Regions from separate parts of the Homo sapiens genome. Here region 2 is linked to region 1. Evidence: chromatin contacts called from ENCODE Hi-C data. All regions are on one chromosome and are shown on one strand. Each heading gives the region's core, a stretch centred on a gene start or an enhancer-like site at or near the end of the contact. The rest is flanking DNA. Distances are from core to core; before and after follow the strand shown. Region 1 holds the start of ATP6V1D (ATPase H+ transporting V1 subunit D). Region 2 holds the start of CHURC1 (churchill domain containing 1).

Region 1 (6,447 bases), core at 1,773-4,272:
GAGGTCTTATCAAGTGAAGGTCGTTTAGTTTCCAGCCTGAGAAGGAGCTATCCATCTCAATGTGTGCATTTAACATAATGTATTGTTGATAGTAAATACTAGAACTTGGGCTCAAAGAGCTGGATCAAATTTAAGTCAAATTGTAGTACTGCATATTCCAGCCAGTTTATAGTAAAAGGTAAACTGGTTGATAAAATTGAATTTACCATGTTAATTTTATTTTCCTCCTAGGGAATGGCATCTTTGTGAAATGGGCAATTTTAATTCCTGAAACTCTAAGAGCAGCGTGCACACTTACAGCTAATATGTAGCAGAACCTGGATTTAGTGGACTTCTGTTGACTCCAAATTTTTCATGCGTCTTTTACTTCCACTCTACAATTGTTTTTGCTTTCTCTGGTACGAAAGTGGGTGAAAGTAACATCACAGAATAATACTGTTGAATGGAAATGTCTGTGAAACAAGCTGCCAGTATATTTTCTAGCCTATGGCTTTTAAAACTTGCTCCTTTACATGTTTCAGAGCTGCTCAGTCCTACTCAAAAAGTTTGACCTTTAGCTAGGATGATGACTTTTCTTCCAGCTGAATCAAAGACATCTGACTACATGACAAAAAGCCTGCTGCCAGCCATGGGGAAAATATTTAGAGAAGAGATTATTTCCTGCACCTGATTTTCCTCTCAATCAGCAAGCTGAGAGCTTTCAAATAGTAGTTTCACCTTCATGAGCCTATCATTTTCTTACCTAAGCCCAAAGATGTCTATTTTTGCCTCTTAGTCTCAAAGTAAAAGTTTCAAAGTAAAAACAAAAAAGTTATTCTGACTGCTGTCAAAGATAAACCCAGCCAGACATTCGTTAAAGTAGTGAAAACAGATTTTATTCAGTAAACCACTGATAGTAGGGGAAAGGGCTGAGCTCAATTCTCATTTGTGCAGAGGTGACTGGCCATTTTAAAAAAGAGAGTAAGGGAGTGGCAGGGAGCCAGCCGCAAGAAGAGTCAGAGAAGAGAAACCTTAAAGTGTTGGTCAGTGTAAACGCCATACTACCTGGCAATTAGTAAGTTACTATTCTATCCTCTCACACAGACTGGGAGACAAAGCCCCTATCCCTCCTGATGATTACGTTTCAAAGAAATGGCTCTCAAAGATACTTGAAGGGACACTTCAGAGTTGGAAGAGATACATATTAACAATTGTAAGCCTGTTTCGTAAATGCTCTAAAAAGGGAACGAGAGGGGTCTATCAATTAGGTGTTGACTAGAACAAACAGTAAATTCTCCCCCTAGCTTTGAGCTTTTTCAGGCAGGCATTTTAATGGCGGGGGCGGCGGGGGGCGGCCTGGGGTCACCCTAGGGGCAGGCCTTACATTGCTAGAAGATAAACTAGTGTCGATGTCTTTCAGTGCAGAAGTTTTGACTGAGTCATCACGTCCTAGGAGTTCTGCAGTTGTCACTACCTCGGGATAGTCCTCATCTTTATTTCCCCACAACTAGCTTGCTGCCTACTTAGTGCAAACAGCTATTAGAAAGTCAACAGGTGAAGGTAAAAAATTTAAAAACTTCATTTCATTAAGAGCTATTTAGTCACCGGGCAGAAAGAAATCTGGGCTTCAGGTTTGAATATAACTTTTATTTTAAGCATCCTCAGATTCTCTCAAAGGACAGAATGAGGAAAAACAACAAAACACCCCCACAGAGATAGGACCACAATAAAAGGGTCTAAATGTCAGGGTCAAAACTGATTTTCTGCTTCCTCACTGAAAAGAAAAAGGGAAAGCCAGGCGCGGTGGCTCCCATCTATAATCTCAGCCGCCAGGGAGGCTGAGGCCGGAGGATCACTTGAGCCCAGGGGTTTGAGGCTGCTGTGAGCTCTGATCATACCACTGCACCCCAGCCTGGGAGACCCTGTCTCTTATTAAAACAAACAAACAACAAACTAAATAAAAATAAACAGGATGAGGAGGAGAAAGGGAGCAAGTTGTTAGGCACATTTGAGAAAACGTCAAAATTTTCCTTACAAACTAGCCAAACACCTACAGTGATATGCCATTTTCCTGACAAAGAATTCAGGCCCCAAAAGAAAGGCAGCCCACAACTGAGCGTATTCCCAAGCATGAGTTCTTTCAAGAAATATTTTTTTGTGGACCTTCTATGGATTAAGACACTCTTTCATCCTGGAGAGAGCCCACAGTCTAGTGGGAGAGAAAGACACATAAACAAATATCTACTTTACAGCGTGATGACCGGTATTAACACAGGTCTGAACAAGGTGCAGCGGTGAGAGAGCAAAAGCAGTGCCTCAGAAACACAGGGATATCCTCTCACAGCAGGTGACATTTGGCGGGATCTTGGAAAATGAGTAAGGGGATCCAAGATCGAATCCGAGGGCTATGCTAGGGCGATTCGATTCCATCCCCACTTTGGCTTAGGGACCTCTTCTATATCCTCAGTAAACTTCCCTTCTCAGAGCATTTATTAAAACCTCCTTGGCCTTTCCAGACGAATGTCTGGCTACGTAAACTGTGAGCTCTGTAGGGCAGAGGTGGCGACGGTTCAGTTATATAAATCCAGTGCCCGGCTCAATAAGGGTATGTGGAATGGATGAATCCATTAATGAATAAAGACAGCAGACCTCCACAAAAGCCCGCCGGCCGGGCGCCTTTTCCTACCGGCTGGGATCGCTTCGTCCAGCCTGATTCACTCAGGAGGAATGCGCGAAGAGGCCGTCAGGAAGCCTCGCCCTAGACTCAAGAAAAGAACCTGGGAAAAGCTCAGGATCCTCCCAGGAAACAAGGACCCTCACTGTGGCCCAGGGTCTGAAGGGACCGCGCTCCGGGTTCCTAAACCTGTGAAAGCGGCTTATCCCATTCCTTTACTTACATTCGCGAGGGAAAGATTTCAATTCGGTCTTTGCCCGACATTCTGACGATAACTTTTCGGCTCGGGTCCCCGGCCGGGCAACCGAGGCTGCAATAGCTCCAGAACTGGCCTCCACAGTGTCTTCCTCTACGGGAGTCAGCTGGTTGTGTCACTTGACCCCTCTTGTTGCTAAGAGGCAGCAGGGACACCCATTTTCACTTCCGCTTCCGGTTGTCACAGGCGACGAAGGGGGAGGACAGAACAGAGGCGTTGCCCGGATGTCGAGGCGCGCGCACCGCGGAACCACCCCTCAATTCCGGTTCGCCTCCCAACCCCTCCCCATCCAGCTTCCCTGCGGCTGCGCAATACGCGGCACGCGCCAGGCCAAAGACTAGGAGCGAAGCGTGCACGCCTTGTCTTTCTCCACCTTTCGTCTTTGGTCACAGCGCCATCTCATGGTTAGCTGAAACTTTGAAAGAGGATTCATTCTTCAGAGGCAAGGAATCGGAGTCCTATGTCTTTCTCGCGCCTTGAAGGTTACTTAGCTAAAGCTAAGATAGCGAGAAACAGTACTTTTCAGGTCCTTCCATGATCTACATTCGTCCTTGTTCTCGGAGGACCCAGACTCTATGGTTAATGATGAAGAGGGGCCTCTATTCGTTCAGCGCTTGCGCATGCGAGGAGGTTCCGCATGCGCGGTGGAGTGAGCGAAGCGCACGCTGAGGAGGATCGGCGGCCGGTGAGGGGGAAGCAAGTCTGGTCTCTGTGATTGAAGAAGTCGGCTCTGGGCTCCAGTGCGGGAATCACACACATACCTCAGGTGACTAATCCCAAGCTCGGTTTCTCCAGGAACTCACTTTGGTTTGTGTCCAGTGACATGGGTGTTCGAGAGCGGGTAGGCCCCGGGCTAATACCTCCCTTTCCCGTCCCTGCGCGGGAAGTGGCTGGACAGCACCGCCACCACCCGCGCTGTCGTGGGCCTCCTCGCCGGCTCCGTGTAGGTCATCCTGTGTTCCAGAGGCATCGTTGTTCGAGCAGAGGAATCTCGTGAAGGAAAGTGGGCCGAGTGGATTGTACAGCCTCTACAATATGCCGAAAGTGAGAATGCCATGACGATGGGGCGGTCTCAGGAGAACGCTGTGACACCGTAACTCTTAACCCCGGCTCAGGACGCTGAGCACTTTGCTTTTTCCAGGCTTGAGAATTCCATCTTTTCTTCCGCCCCAACAGCTCTACCAAAAATTTCCCCTGCGTCTCAGTGGAAACCAAACTGGCCTCTTACCTGAGAAACCTGTGGGACGGGCACCGTGTTGGAAAGAGCGGGGTCCGAGTAGTTTTTCATCTGATAATTGAATGAGTCACCCCTTGAACCAAAACTAAATGAGACTTGAGTTTATTACTGTTACTATCAGTTTGTCGTATTTTGGCGACAATGAGAATAGAACTGTGTTAAGCATATGTTAGGTTAACTATGTTAGTTAAGCATAACTAAAACCTAAGATAAGGATATATTTTCGGGTTAAATACACAGTCATGCTGAGGTCTCTTTATCCTCAAAACTTAGGCTTTTTAAATTTTTATTAAGCAAAAAACATGGTTTCTTCGAGAAAAAGTATAGCAGAGAAGTCTTTATTTCCCCTCAATTGAGTTGTTATTCAAGGAACAATCTCTGTCAATAGTTTGGGGGTGACTTGTACAGAACTTTGCTACCTATTCTTAGTTCATCTGGTGCCAAAAGATGTAGTTGTCTCATGCACAGTAATGTTTGTAGAGATTCGGTGATAACTTTCTTTTTCAACTATAATGATGAAATAAAAGCTTTACTTATGTAGCACTCCTATACCAAGAACTAGCATTCAGAGAGCATTCCTAATACGTGTTAGATCCAAATTAGAATTATCACGAGAGTTGTCCCCATCACATAATATATTTTGGAAAGGAATGTGAACTTCTATATCCATTATAGCAGTTTGACCATGCACTGTTTTGAGAAAGAAGTCCTACCTACCATTTGTCATGCAAAATAACTGACTATGCAGGGTATTTGAAATTAGCCTGGAGTTTGGTTGATATATTTTGAAAGGTGGCTGATACTTTTTACATCAGAACACATAAGAGTATTATAGCATGTTGTGATATTGAGGTTCTGTGGGTTAAAGACATTCTGGATTTGATGTCGGATTACTTGAGTTTAGCTCCTACGCTAGTACTTATTAAGCATTTGTTCTTAAGGAAGTATTATAATTTAGTATTTCTGTTCCACCTTTCCTGTTCATTGCTTCACTGTGCCCTTTCATAGTACTTTGTATTGTAATTATTTGCTTGCTAGTTTGTTTCCCACTCTATACTTAATTACTTAGGTAAGAGTCTTTTTTTTTTTTCTTTTTTCTTTTTTCTTTTTTTTTTTGAGACAGAGTCTCTGTTGCCCAGGCTGGAGTGTAGTGGCACGATCTCAGCTCACTGTAGCCTCTGCCCCTGGGTTCAAGGGATTCTCCTGCCTCAGCCACTATAGTAGTGGGATTACAGGTGCCTGCCACCACACCCAGCTAATTTTGGTATTTTTAGTAGAAATGGGGTTTCACCATGTTGACCAGGCTGGCCTCGAACTCCTGGTTTCAAGTGATCCACCCGCCTCGGCCTCCCAAAGTGCTGGGATTACAGGTGTGAGCCACTGCGCCTGGCCTGGTAAGAGTCTTTCTTGTTGTATCATTAGTGCTTAGTACATAGTAGCTACTGAAAAAAAAATTAACAAATTATTATATTACAAAATGGAAATACCTTCTTTTTCTTTCAATATTTTATGTTTGACTAGCACATAATGGTTTTCAAAATGTTTTTACGTATACATGTGATACCCTCAGTAAACCTGTGATGTACATGGCACAGATGAGAAACTACAGTTCAAAGGATGTTATCTTTCCCAAGCAGCCACTTCTAGTAAGTAGCAGAGCAAGGACTGGAACACAAGGCTAGAGTTGTTCCCCGAGTTTACTATGTTAATTGCCTGATTTGACACTTCTTGAGGACCAAATAAAATAAGAATGCTGTGAAAAAGATAAAGAGGTGAAGTCACCTAGTGTGACTTCGATATTGCGGAATGATTTTTTTAAGTTAAAAAAAAAATTTAAGTTATTAGCATTTCATTAGGCAATATGTTCAAAAATTGTCAACCAATATGCAGGTTTTTGTGGTATGGATTCTTTTTGTACTTAACTACTATCTATCTTTACTATGAATAACATACCATCAACAGTATTCCTTTACTTACCCTTTATGTTGCAAAGAGACTTGTGCCTCCTGAAGAAATAGTATTCATAGTCATATCCCTTCAGGATTCTCTTACATGATTGCCCATGTTTTTTAACCATCAAATTAAGCCTTGCTTCCCCTAAAAGCATCACCTTTACTGTTTGGAGAAGCTTGGTAAGTAAATGTGGTTTTCACTGGTCAAATGTCTTGCAACTGTTCCATACATTTCTGTAACATAGTTTATTTTTATGCCCAATTTGAAACTTTTTAGCTCTCAAATTTGAGAGCTTTACATACACATATTCAACAACAGTTTCCCCACCCCCACCCTCGAAAAGCCCTG
Region 2 (6,475 bases), core at 2,146-4,645, 2.4 Mb before region 1:
CCCTTGTGGTTCCTGCTAACGTCTGCCTTTGGCATGTCCATTTTTTTCCCAGTTCCAGTAAGTCCCAATAAAATGCAGCTAAAATAATCTTTTTTATTTATTTATTTTTTAGGGACAGAGTCTCACTCTGTTGCCCAGGCGGGGGTGCAAGCAGCATGATCATAGCTCATTACAGCCTCAAACTCCTAGGCTCAAGAGATCTTCCCATCTCAGCCTCCTGAGTAGCTAGGACTGCAGGTGCACACCACCACACTAGGCTAATTTAAAAATTTTTTGAGGTCATCACTATGTTGCCCAAGCTGGTCTTGAACTCCTGGCTTCAAGCTACCCTCCTGCCTTGGCGTCCCAAAAGTGCTGGGATTACAGGTGTGAGCCACCACACCCAGCCTAAAATAATTTTAAACCACAACTCTGGCAACACTCTCCTGCTCAAACCTTCAGTTGCTCCCTACCACATGCAGAATAAAATCCAAACTCCTTGGCATGGTTCACCTGAAATTTCTATACAAAACAAAACAAAACTCTGCTTTTTGAAATTCTAAACATGCTTTAAGGCCCAAATTCCTCTTTCCTAATCCTCCCCCTGGGTGTAGTCTCATCATTTTGTGTTCTTATACCCCAATCTGCCAGTAATTATTAGTATTTGTGCTCATTTTATCTCTCAGACTAAATTGTAGCTGGGGAGTAGCAAAGGATTAAAAGTCAGTATTAGGCTTTAAAAACAGAGAAACCATTTAAAAATGGATGAAGAGAAAGAATTGGGCCAGGTGCAGTGGCTCACACCTGTAATCCCAGCACTTTGGAAGGCCGAGGCAGGTGGATCACTTGAGACCAGGAGTTCGAGACCACCCTGGCCAACATGGTGAAACCTCATCTCTACTAAAACTACAAAAAATTAGCCGGTTGTGGTGGTGTGCCCCGGTAGTCCCAGCTACTTGGGAGGCTGAGGCATGAGAATCGCTTGAACCTGGGAGGCAGAGGTTGCAGTGAGCCGAGACTATGCCAGTGCACTCCAGCCGAGGTGACACAGTGAGACTGCCTTAAAAGAGAGAGAGAGAAGAAAAAAAGACTAGCCCTGTCCAATAGGAATATGAGAGCTACATGTGTAATTTTTAATTTTCTAGTAGTCACATTAAAAAAGCAGGTGAAATTAATTTAATAATACATTTTTATTTAACCCAGTACGTCAAAAATTATTTCAACGTAATCATATAAATTTATTAATGAGATTCTTATATATTTTAATACTAAATCTTCCAAATCTGGTGTGCAGAATGTACTCACAGCACAATCTCAGTTCAACTTGCCATATTTAAAGTGCTTTATAGCCATAAGTGGCTAGTGCTACTGTATTAGAAAGAAATTGAGATAAGGATAGCAACAGAGTCCTAGCCCTGGCTGACTACTGAGTAGCTTTGTTACCATAGACAAGACCTTTAACCACTCACTTCTGTGGTTTCCTTATCTGAAAAGAGGAGACATATTTTTCTTACCAACCACATAGGATTGTAATAGCATAAAATTAGAAACTGAAATGAGGACACTTTTGAAAGGTTGAAAATGTCATACAAATGGGAGGTATTATAATTATTCTAAGAATAAGGTAAACTCTGATGGCTCTAGTTCTTGCAGTGTTTCTTAGCACACCTATGATTTTTAATAACAGTTGCAGATACTTACTAGAAGTTGAAATACTAAAGGTTACAACTTCAGTGCTTCCGTGGAAAAATAATTCCCATATTAGCAAACCCATTTAAACTGGTGTGCTTTGAAATGGTTATTAATCTCTTCTTTAAGGAATCTGGATCCCAGAGTCTCCCAGGCTCCCCAATCTTTCTTCCCTGACATGACAGCAATAAAGCAGGGCTGAGGGAGGATGTTGATGTTCCCATTGGGGTAGAGGAGTGTGATAAAGACGCATTGTTCAGAAACAGAGACAAACTTCGGAGATTCGTCTGCAAGTTAATTAGGTCGTTGCGAATAAATAAGATGCTTTCAATACAGAGAGAAAGGATGAGGCGGGGCAACAAGCACAAGCATTTTGAGACCCACAGGATTGGGAAATGATGCAGGAACAACTGACCTGGCCATTTTTCTTTCTTTCTTTCTTTTCTTGGAAGCACATATGTTTATTGGTTTTTTAATCTGTGAACCAATAGGTCATTTATAAATGGATGTGCAAATCTGAAATCAAAATATCTGCAGTCAATTCAATTAGATAATTTTTGAAATCTATTTATTTTTAATATACTTTAAGTTCTAGGGTACATGTGCACAACGTGCAGATTTGTTACCTATGTATAGATATGCCATGTTGGTGTGCTGCACACATTAACTCGTCATTTACATTAAGTATATCTCCTAATGCTATCCCTCCCCCCTCCCCCCACCCCACGACAGGCCCCGGTGTGTGGTGTTCCCCACCCTGTGTCCAAGTGTTCTCATTGTTCAATTCCCACCTATGAGTGAGAACATGCGGTGTTTGGTTTTCTGTCCTTGCGATAGTTTGCTCAGAATGACGGTTTCCAGCTTCATCCGTGTCCCTACAAAGGACATGAACTCATCCTTTTTTATGGCTGCATAGTATTCCATGGTATATATGTGCCACATTTTCTTAATCCAGTCTATCATTGATGGACATTTGCATTGGTTCCAAGTCTTTGGTATTCTGAATAGTGCCACAATAAACATACATGTGCATGTGTCTTTATAGCAGCATGATTTATAATCCTTTGGGTATATACCCAGTAATGGGATGGCTGATGACCTGGCCATTTTTCTATTTACATAGTGCTTGCCCGCCACTGAGGTGCTTCTGTGACACCTGAGAGAGATAGAAATACGTTCCTCGTTGCTATGTCCTCCAGAGGACTCTGGAATGACCAATTATTACTAATATTTTAAGTGTTTTTTTAGGAGATTTTCTGCAGCACTCTGAGTGTCTCTTCCCAAACACTTCGGTTACTGTTTATTCACCTGCTGAGATCTGGTCTCTTATTCACTCTCATTGCCTTAAGAAATGGTACAGAAATGTATTCATTAACATTTCAGATTTGTATATGCGGTAGCGAGAAATAATTCCCTTTCTTGTGTGTCGTGATTTGCCTTTCTTGTCAGCCTAAGCTCAGGAAGGTGTCTGTGAGAACTTCGCTCAGCCCAAGATCCCTTTCCCTTCCCGTCACATCTGTTAGCGCACAAGATTTCTTCGTCTGTCTCCAAAGGTTTCTGAAGCCCCACCCTTTGCCCACGCACGGTGCCAAGGAGACTGTGCCCTGCCTTGACAACAGTTGCTAAGGGGCGGAGACTTCGGCTCGGTTCCCGAGACGGAATACCCAGGAGTCGAGTACTTGGGCGCATGCGGCAACCGTATCTCAGTTCTCGCGAGGTTTCGTCTTCCCGGAAGCGTTGGAGGACATTCCCTGTTGACTGCGTCGCGATGTGTGGCGACTGTGTGGAGAAGGAATATCCCAACCGGGTGAGCGACTGGGCGCTCCCTTGGCCCGCGGGCGGCCCCCGAGGTGTCTCATATCCAAGGCTGGCCTTCCCAGAGAGGCCGTACGTGGGGCGGACTCGGCCGCACTGCCGGTCCCGGTGACCCAGTAGCGGTATTTAGGCACACCAGGGATGGCCTGTGGCGGTCTGCACCTCTGGTACCCGCCCTGGCGGCTGACCTCAGTTGTAGTGGCCGTTCTCTTGAGCTCCAAGGAGCAACAGAGGAACCCCACCACCACCACAACCCCCGTCGACAACCGAGGGACTCCCCCACCCCCACTTCCGGTCTCATCCTCAAGCTCGATTTGATGAAGTACAATTTTCTTACCGAATTCTAGCGCTGGAGGGGACCTCTGTGGTCATCTGTTCTAACACTTTTGCAGATGAAGAAACCGATGCCCAGAGAGGGGAAATCACTTGCCCAAGTTCACATTCTAGTTGCATGGATGAGAGCCAGGACTAGAATTTAGGTTTCCTGCCTGTTACCGCCTTCTGAATCTCAGTTACTTTCAGGTTCAGGAGTTTGCAAAGCTTGTCTATTCTCATTCATTCAAGGCATCCTTGTTGAACATTTATATATGTGTAGTTAGATTACTTTGCTAGGCCAGAAAGGGATTATTTCTCCTCTCTTTGAGACAGGGTGCTGCTGTTGCCCAGGCTGGTCTCAAATTCCTGGGATCAAGTGATCCTCCCGCCTTGGCCTCCGAAAGTGCTGGGATTACTGGCATGAGCCACCACGTCCAGCTGGATTATTTGTTTCAGAGAAGAAATTAAAAGGCACCTTTGGTGCTGCCTAACAGCTTACAGTTTTGGGGAGTATGTGACTAACAAAAAATGAGTAGCTCAGTTCAGAAATGCTATTCAAGTTTAGGGAAAGGGGAGGGCAATAGGGGATAGTGCTGTTCTCCCCTGAGAAAAGGTGGACATCATCTAAGACTTGAAGGACAGTTGTAATTAGGGTAGAAAAGAAGGTGAGGAGCTGGAGGATGGGGGAAAATTACAGAAATGGAATTTGTGCATTGGTTGGGAAGGAGGGAGAAAGTCTCTGTAGTTCCTTATGTCTTAGTATCTTATGGGTAATACTTAGGCTTTTGAGTAGCATGTATAACAGTATGAATTCTCCTGTAGTACAACTACTTTGAAAAAGCGGGTGAGCCTTATAAAATACAGACATGACCCAGTGATTCCCATTCTAGAAAAATGCATGTGTATATGCTTCTGAAGACTTTTATAAATAAGTGTTCATAACAGCATTATTTTTGTAGTAGATTGGAAAAGTAACTGATACATTCATTAGAATGGAACACCATTAATGAATGAGGAATGGAAGTGAATGAATTAGAGCAGTAGTTCTCTACCAGGAGTGATTTTTGGCTCTTAGGAGACATTTGGCAATATCCAGAGACATTTTTTGGGTGTCAAAAGGGGAAGTACTACTGACTGCTAATGGGTGATGCAAGGGATGCCGCTAAACATCCAGCAATACATGGGACAGCCACCACAACAAAGTATCACTCCCAATGTCAATAGTGTGGAGGTAGAGAAACCCTGAATTATAGCCGTGAAACCAAACTAGAATTACACAGCAGCCTGAAAAGTCTTACAAATAGTGTTGATGAAAGAACACATAAAGTATAATTCAAAAAGAGGCAAACCAAAATATATTATTCAAGGATGTACCTGGGTGGTAAAACTGTAAGGAACGTATACAATTACTGTTAAGTCGAGATAGTGGTTACTCCTAAGGGATTAGGGTGTGATCAAGAAGGGTCACATGAGAAAAAGTCTTCCCGGGTGCAAGCAGTGTTTTATTTCTTGATTTGGGTGGTGGTTCTACAGATGTACACTTTATAATCATTTCTTGTTCGCTACATTTATGTTTCATGTACTTTACTATGTACTATTTCATTTTTTTAAAGTTTAAAAAGATTTTTATGAAACCAGTAATAAACATGAGCTATTATGAGACCATGAGGGAGGAGTTTGCAGTAGAGAATATTAAAGAGATTAGGTTGGATTCTTTTTTGTTGTTGTTTTTGTTTTTGAGATGGAGTCTTGCTCTGTCGCCCAGGTTGGAGTGCAGTGGCATGATCTCGGCTCACTGCAAGCTCCGCCTCACTGGTTCATGCCATTCTCCTGCCTCAGCCTCCCGAGTAGCTCGGACTGCAGGTGCCCACCACCATGCCCAGCTAATTTTTTTGTATTTTTAGTAGAGACAGGGTTTCGCCTTGTTAGCCAGGATGGTCTCGATCTCCTGACCTCGTGATCCACCTGCCTCGGCCTCCCAAAGTGCTAGGATTACAGGCGTGAGCCACCGCGCCGGGCCTTAGGTTGGATTCTTAAGAGTGGAGTTATTGTAAAACTTAAAAGTCATATTGAGAAGTTTAGAGTTTACATTTTAGGCATTGGGCCACCATCAAAATTTTAATAGAGAAATGATTCTGAAATCTGTTATTTAGGAAAATGAATCTTATGGCTGAATGTTGAAATGGTGGGGTAGAGGGTGTGTAAAGACAGAACTCCACAGGGCATTTGAGGAGCCATGGCAACAGTGGTGTAGGCATGAGATAATGAAGACCTTATTTCAAAGAAAGAATTAGGTTGGGCACGGTTCTCACACCTGTAATCCCAGCACTTTGGGAGGCCAAGGCAGGTGGATCACTTGAGCCCAGGAGTTTGAGACCAGTCTCAAACATGGCAAAACCCTGTCTCTACAAAAAATACAAATAGTCTGGGCACGGTGGCTCACGCCTATAATCCCAGCACTTTGGGAGGCCAAGGCTGGCAGATCACCTGAGGTCAGGAGTTCGAGACCAGCTTGGCCAACATGGCGAAACCCCGTCTCTACTAAAAATACAAAAATTAGCTGGGTGTGGTGGGAGGCGCCTGTAATCCCAGCTACTTGGGAGGCTGAGGCGGTAGAATCGCTTGAACCTGGGAGGCAGAGGTTGCAGTGAGCCGAGATCACACCACTGCTCTCCAC

What was found. A loop is a pair of places that touch in the nucleus more often than their neighbours do. Pooled maps may share reads with other maps.
Region 2: a map of naive thymus-derived CD4-positive, alpha-beta T cell shows a loop between it and region 1 (5-fold over the local background). The contact joins the promoter of CHURC1 here to the promoter of ATP6V1D in region 1. A Hi-C loop is called at or near these places in 1 of 168 maps with a recorded cell type or tissue (naive thymus-derived CD4-positive, alpha-beta T cell), 1 of 37 single-sample maps with no recorded cell type and 8 of 50 pooled maps.

What each region holds. Positions count from the first base shown.
Region 1 is chr14:67,356,782-67,363,228 of GRCh38, forward strand. ATP6V1D (ATPase H+ transporting V1 subunit D) reads right to left here and starts at 3,023. Exons shown (of 9, transcript NM_015994.4): 1 at 2,877-3,023. The coding sequence starts at 2,917. It overlaps EIF2S1 (eukaryotic translation initiation factor 2 subunit alpha), which reads left to right and starts at 3,547. Exons shown (of 8, transcript NM_004094.5): 1 at 3,547-3,675. It also overlaps a transcript of GPHN not described here. RefSeq lists enhancers at 2,134-2,920, 2,763-2,982, 3,003-3,802.
Region 2 is chr14:64,911,060-64,917,534 of GRCh38, forward strand. It overlaps CHURC1 (churchill domain containing 1), which reads left to right and starts at 3,396. Exons shown (of 4, transcript NM_001386928.1): 1 at 3,396-3,475. The coding sequence starts at 3,437. It overlaps CHURC1-FNTB (CHURC1-FNTB readthrough), which reads left to right and starts at 3,302. Exons shown (of 14, transcript NM_001202559.1): 1 at 3,302-3,475. The coding sequence starts at 3,356. RefSeq lists enhancers at 3,196-3,245, 3,396-3,665.